Regions from separate parts of the Homo sapiens genome. Here region 1 is linked to region 2. A link is a contact called in ENCODE Hi-C or POLR2A ChIA-PET data. All regions are on one chromosome and are shown on one strand. The core of a region is the stretch at or near the end of the contact, and the rest is flanking DNA. Distances in the headings are between cores, read along the strand shown.

Evidence for each region. Hi-C counts contacts between places; a loop is a spot of excess contacts on that map. ChIA-PET counts read pairs that join two places held with the same protein, here RNA polymerase II (POLR2A). Pooled maps may share reads with other maps.
Region 1: a loop to region 2 is called in a pooled map, with 2.7 times the contacts of the local background. The contact joins two enhancer-like sites. A Hi-C loop is called at or near these places in 5 of 50 pooled maps. POLR2A ChIA-PET finds 5 or more read pairs at or near these places in 9 of 52 experiments (B cell, GM12878, K562 and 5 more).

Annotation. Positions count from the first base shown.
Region 1 is chr7:2,528,924-2,531,717 of GRCh38, forward strand. It overlaps a transcript of LFNG not described here. Among named protein-coding and RNA genes, the nearest start is that of MIR4648, 3.2 kb to the left of the region's middle. RefSeq lists enhancers at 1-420, 421-1,394, 1,826-1,975, 2,370-2,794 and silencers at 426-485, 1,006-1,105. Within about 2 kb of position 1,453, at least 23 of the 41 ENCODE cell types and tissues checked have a DNase peak (open chromatin) inside an H3K27ac peak, as active enhancers do.
Region 2 is chr7:2,450,155-2,452,854 of GRCh38, forward strand. No RefSeq gene overlaps it. Among named protein-coding and RNA genes, the nearest start is that of GRIFIN, 25 kb to the right of the region's middle. RefSeq lists enhancers at 1,082-1,737, 1,738-2,391 and a silencer at 2,320-2,399. Within about 2 kb of position 1,382, at least 7 of the 41 ENCODE cell types and tissues checked have a DNase peak (open chromatin) inside an H3K27ac peak, as active enhancers do.

The DNA.
Region 1 (2,794 bases), core at 203-2,702, 79 kb after region 2:
GCTGGTGGGCTGGGGAGGCGCTCAGACTCCAAGCCAGGCAGGCCGTGGGTCCGGCCGCCCCACAGCTGGTAATGCTGCACCTCCCTCTCCTGTGATGTGGCCCCAGGCCCCGACCCCGCTCAGGGGTGGTGGGAAGAGTCCTGGAGAGCAGGAGCAGTGCCGGAGCCCCCACTGCAGCTGGTCCCAGCCCCTGCAGAGATCCAGACGCTTGTTTTTTAAATACAGCAGCTCTGCGGTGCTTTTCCTTCCTCAAATCCAGCCTTTGAGGGTGACTGAGTAGGGGACGGGTGCTGCAGCCTCTGCGGGGATTCCCTCCCCTCACCCTCCTGGCAGCCCCGGGGCGGCTCACTTCCTCTTCACCATGAGCCCCCACCCCTTCCCTGGGGCTTACACCCTTGGCCTGGCACTGCCCTGGCCGCGCCCCTTGCAAGTTCCTGCTCTGGCCTGACCCTGCTTCCCCCGACCCCAGGGCTCCAGGTCCCCCTCCTGGTGCCTCTGCACCCCCCACTCTGCTCCAAGGAGACGACACACTGTGAAAAGTGCCTCTCTATGGGGGGGTGCCTTGCCCTCCCCCGTCGCTGCCCCCTCCAGAAGAGTGCTGACGTGCTGAATGGGCCTGCAGAGACCCCCTTACTCTAAGCCTGGCTGGGGGCTACCCTGGCCTTGGGGGCGGCTGGCAGGGCTGTGACCCCACCTTGGCCTTGGACGGTCCTGAGTCAGCAGAGCAGCTGCCTGGGGGGTGTGGACAGTGATGGGGATGGCGGGAGGATGGAGGGCCCTCACCGTCACGTGGCCTGACCCCCGTCTGGGTGGCTGTGGTCCTCCCTGAGCACCCACCATGTGCCCACCCACTTCTCATAGGACGGCATAGGCCCCTCTTCTGAACGAGGAAGCTGAGACTCTGGGGTGGGGCGGGGGGGTCGTGACGGAACAGGCTGCGGGCAGAGGCTGCTGGCCTCCTTCCTGCCCGGCTGACTCAGAGGCTTGGGGCCTTCTGCCCTGGCCCCGACGCTGTCCCCGCCTGCAGCTGGCATCGCCTCCCCACAGAGCTGGTGGGGCCCCGGGGGCAGAGGTGTGGCTGGACCCAGGGGTCGGACAGACCCATGGATACAGCTGTGGGGGCCCTGCCAGGGCTTGGGGAGTCCCCATTAATGTTCATATGTCCCTGTGTGTGGAGCGGGGTGGGAGTGGGGGCTAAGTGGGCATCGGGGAGAGCAGAGGAGCAAGAAGTGGGGTGGGGAGGAAGCCCGGCTCCTCCCGAGGCCTCGACCTCTCCATCTGACAAATGGGAACAAAGGTAAATGCAGTCCCCGGGTGCTGGAGGTCAGGGGGTGTTTTGGAAGGTGCACAGGACAGCGCATCTGGCCCCTTCCTCTTCCAAGCTGAGGGAGGGACGTTTCTCTGCCCTCAAAAGGGGAAGCAGGCCCAGCAGTGTCTTAGGGGAATGAGGCAGCCTGACCTCTTCCATCCACCGCCCCCCCACCCCCCAGAAGGTGACTCACCCGGCAGGGGAGGTGAAGTCATTCCTCCCCCAGGTACATTCTGGGGACAGCTGTGTCCCACCCACCAGTGGTGCCATCACATCAGATTAGAGGTCTGGTCAGAAAGGGGCCTGGCTGGTCCCTGGGGCTCCATGTCCCCCCAGTCTAGCCCAGCCAGGCCCCCTTTCCCAAACTTCTGATCATTAATGGGGCTTTCAAAACAAGTAAAACTGCAACCACAGGGGCTGCAGGGCGCTCAGCGAGGGTGGCAGACCTCAGCCGCCACCCCTGCTTCCGTTCTGCCAGGCGAGTGCCTGGGGAGCCCCAAGGCTGCTTGGGGTCTGGGAGGGGCTGCTAGGGTGGGGCGCCTCCCCACTCAGTTGAAAGGAACTTCCCTTCCACTGGGGCCATCAGGGCCAACTTCCTGGAAGAGGTGCCTCTGAGCTGAAGCAGGAAGGCTTTGTCAAGATGGAGTAGGGAGAGAAGGGGCCTTCCAGGTCTCAGCACAGCCTGGGCAAAGGTGCAGAGGTGGGATCCACTGGGAGGACTGGAAGCCTGGGAAGGAGGGCAGGCAATGCAGTTGGGTCTCTTGATCCCCCCTCCCCAATCACAGACAACTAGGGCTCTCCACAGGCTCAGAGGGGCCAGGGCCAGGCTGCTATGTGACTTCAGCCATTCTTGCCGGGTGGGCCTGGGGTCAGAGGGAAAGCAGGGACCAGGGCCAGATCCATCTTCGAGTCTGTCAGAACAATGGGCAAGTCTTGTTCCCTGCTGGGTCCATGTGCCCACACAGCCTCAGCCTTCTTAGATATTCTGCAGGGTGACCCCCTGCTTCTGAGCCCAGAATTGGACACACAGGAAGGCCCTTGGGGCCAGGCGTGGTGGCTCACAGCCGGGCTGTGCCCTCTGCCTGGAGCCGCAGCCTGGATGCCTCCCACCCCACATTTAGGCTTCAGGCCCCACAGCTGCCTCTTCCCAGAACCCTCCCGGCACGCACTTCGGCGACTCTTACAAGTACCTGTTCAGCGTCAGCCTTCGCCCAGGAGTGCAGGCTGGGGACGAGGGCAGTGGCCACCTCTGCCGGTCCTGTCAGCACCTAGTGCAATGTCCAGCCCACCGTGGGCACTCAACGCAGGCGGCTGTGCTGCCGCAGGTCACAGCACCAATCAGACACCCCCATCCCCACACACACCCTGCACCGGCCCACGCGGCCATCACACTCGGAGCACACGCGCTCCGATGTGGCTGCACTGTTGGCACACGCACAGGCGCGCACGTGGGCGCATACACGCCGGGGCGCCCTGACCTCCCCG
Region 2 (2,700 bases), core at 132-2,631:
GGTGTGGTGGCACATGCCCGTAATCCCAGCTACTCAAGAGGCTGAGGCAGGAAAATCGCTTGAACCCGAGAGTTGGAGGTTGCCGTGAGCCGAGATTGCGCCATTGCACTCCAGCCTGGGCGACAGAGTGAGACGCCATCTGGAAAAAAAAAAAAAAGCGTAAAGAATTCCCTCCCTGGGGCCGAGGTGGCAGCTCTCCACACCTTCCCACAAGGGTGCCAGCTGAGGAGGGACAGTGGAAGGGGCCCCTGCAGGGCTGGGGGATGCCTCTGAGCGTTCCAGGCAGGCAGGCACAGGCAGGAGCTCCTGGAGCTGTAGCCTCCTCACCCAAGGCTTCCAGCTCCTTCCTGTGTGGGGTCTCAGACACGCGACCCACCCGGACGTCCGTGACAGTGTAGCTTCTTCATCTCCGGCATGACCCGAATTTCCTCGGGGCCCCCCACTCCCTGGGGAACAGGAAGAAAATACCCATTTCACCCTCACTGATATACACAGCACACAGGCACCTACGTACACACTTGCACACATCCAGTGTCTCAGCCCGTGGCTGCTTCCGCCCCACTGCCCGTCTTTGTAGCAGGACACAGGTGCACGCCTGGGGCCCAGGGCTCTCATCCAAGCTGGTATGTCCCACCGCCCCCCACCCTCTCCCAGGCACCCAGCATTTTGAGCCCAGAATCATGGGAAACTCCCGTCAGGTCCACACGGTGCTGAGCCCAAGCCTGCAGGGCTTGGGGGAGGTGGGCTGCTCTCAGCTTCCCCCAGCCTGGCCTGGCATCTCCTGGACCCCCGCAGGGGTGGCAGCTCAGCCCCTTGTGGGTTTTTTCTTTGGGGGGACAGACTCTCGCCCTGTCACCCAGGCTGAGGTGCAGTGGCACGATCTCGGCTCACTGCAACATCCACCTCCCGGGTTCAAGCGATTCTCCTGCCTCAGTCTCTTGAGTAGCTGGGATTACAGGCGCCTGCCACCATGCCCAGCTGTTTTGTATTTTTAGTAGAGATGGGGTTTCGCCATGTTGGCCAGGCTGGTATCGAACTCCTGATCTCAGGTGATCTGCCTGCCTCAGCCTCCCAAAGTGGTAGGATTGCAGGTGTGAGCCACTGCGCCTGGCCCTGTTCCAGGATCTTGGCTCTCTGTCCCGGGCAGGGTGCTTCCGGGCCTCTTTGATTCTGGCCACAATGCTGAGCCTGTCCCGCAGCCCTGGGAGTGGCCCCCAGACCTTCCACTGCCCCAGGAATGGCTGACGCAACTATTCCCCCCAACCAGTGAGACCTGTGCCTGCCCGAGGAAGGTGTGAGCCGGGCCATTTAGAGGAGCTCCCTCGGGTGGATCCACCTCTGAGTCCTGGGCCTGCAGCCTGGCACAGGGCTCCTGGAGGGGCTGCATGGAGCTGGGCAGGCCGGGCCCTGGGCATCTTCCACCAGGGGGCAGCCACGGCTCAGGAACGCGACCTGCGGCGCACCCTTGGCTAAACGCGGCTGCACGCAGGGCATGGGGTGGCCGGCCAAAGCGCATGTGAACCTGGTAATGCAATGTCCCCCGTGGGTCCGAAAGCCCTGAGGCCACCCGAGTGAGCATCCCTCCAGCCCTGAGGCCACCCTCCCGGGCCTCTGAGACACGGTCCCTGTGTGGGTGGCTGTACAGTCCCGGTTCTGGACAGGCCGTGGGGGGCACAGGAAGTGGCTGCTCAGCCCCCTGGGCGGCTGGACCAGGAGGGCACTGGGTGATCTGGGGGCACCGTGGCAGGGCTGGGCCTGGTCACCCAGGCTCTGACGCCCTCGTGATTCCTGTCTGCTGGGCCCCACAGCGCCCTCAGCACCATGCTGGCCATGCTGGCCAGAGCTGTCTTCCTCCCACCAAACACTGTCCGTGAGGGCGACCTGTTTCCAGTTTGAACCAAGTTCACACTGACTCCACCACTCACTTGCTGTTGGGTCACTGCTCTGGGCCCCTCTGGGGGACTCAAGGAGCTGAGTGGCTCCGACTCCCCAGGCCTGAAGCCCCAAGACGCGCTGCCAGGACCACGCTGGCTGAGGCCACTCTTTGAGCCCCTCCCCCACAGGTGGCCGAGCACACACAGTCCAGTGGGCTGAGGTGGCCCCAAGGGCAGGAACGTGGCATCTCTTCCCACCAGTCAGTGGCTCTGGGGGCACAAGGACTTGTCGGGGGAAGGAGGCAGCAACCGCAGGTCAGAAGCTGGAAGCAGCGGCCACTCAGCAAATGACACAGCTGAGCCGGAAAACCCAGTCCCAGGGCTGTGAAGAGCTGGGGCCGGCCTCACGGGGGCTCCCCAGTTTCCCCTGCCCGGCCCTGGGCCGGCCTCACGGGGGCTCCCCAGTTTCCCCTGCCCGGCCCTGCCCTGCCCTGCCCTGCCCTGCCCTGCCCTGCCCTGCCCTGCCCTCCCCTCCCCTCCCCTCCCCTCCCCTCCCCTCCCCTCCCCTCCCCTCTCCTCCCCTCCCCTTTCCTTCCTTTTTCTTTCCTTCTTTCTTTTCCTTCTTCTTTCCTTCCTTCCTCCCTCCCTTCCCTCCCTCCCTTCCCCCCTTCTTCCTTCCTTCCTTTCTCTCCCCCTCCCCACTCCCTCCCTCCCCTCCCCCATCCCCTCCCTCTCCCCTCCCCTCCTCGTCCCTTTGTCAGGGTCTTGCTCTGTTGCCCAGGCTGGAGTGTAGTGATGCAGTGAGCTGTGATCGCACCACTGCAGC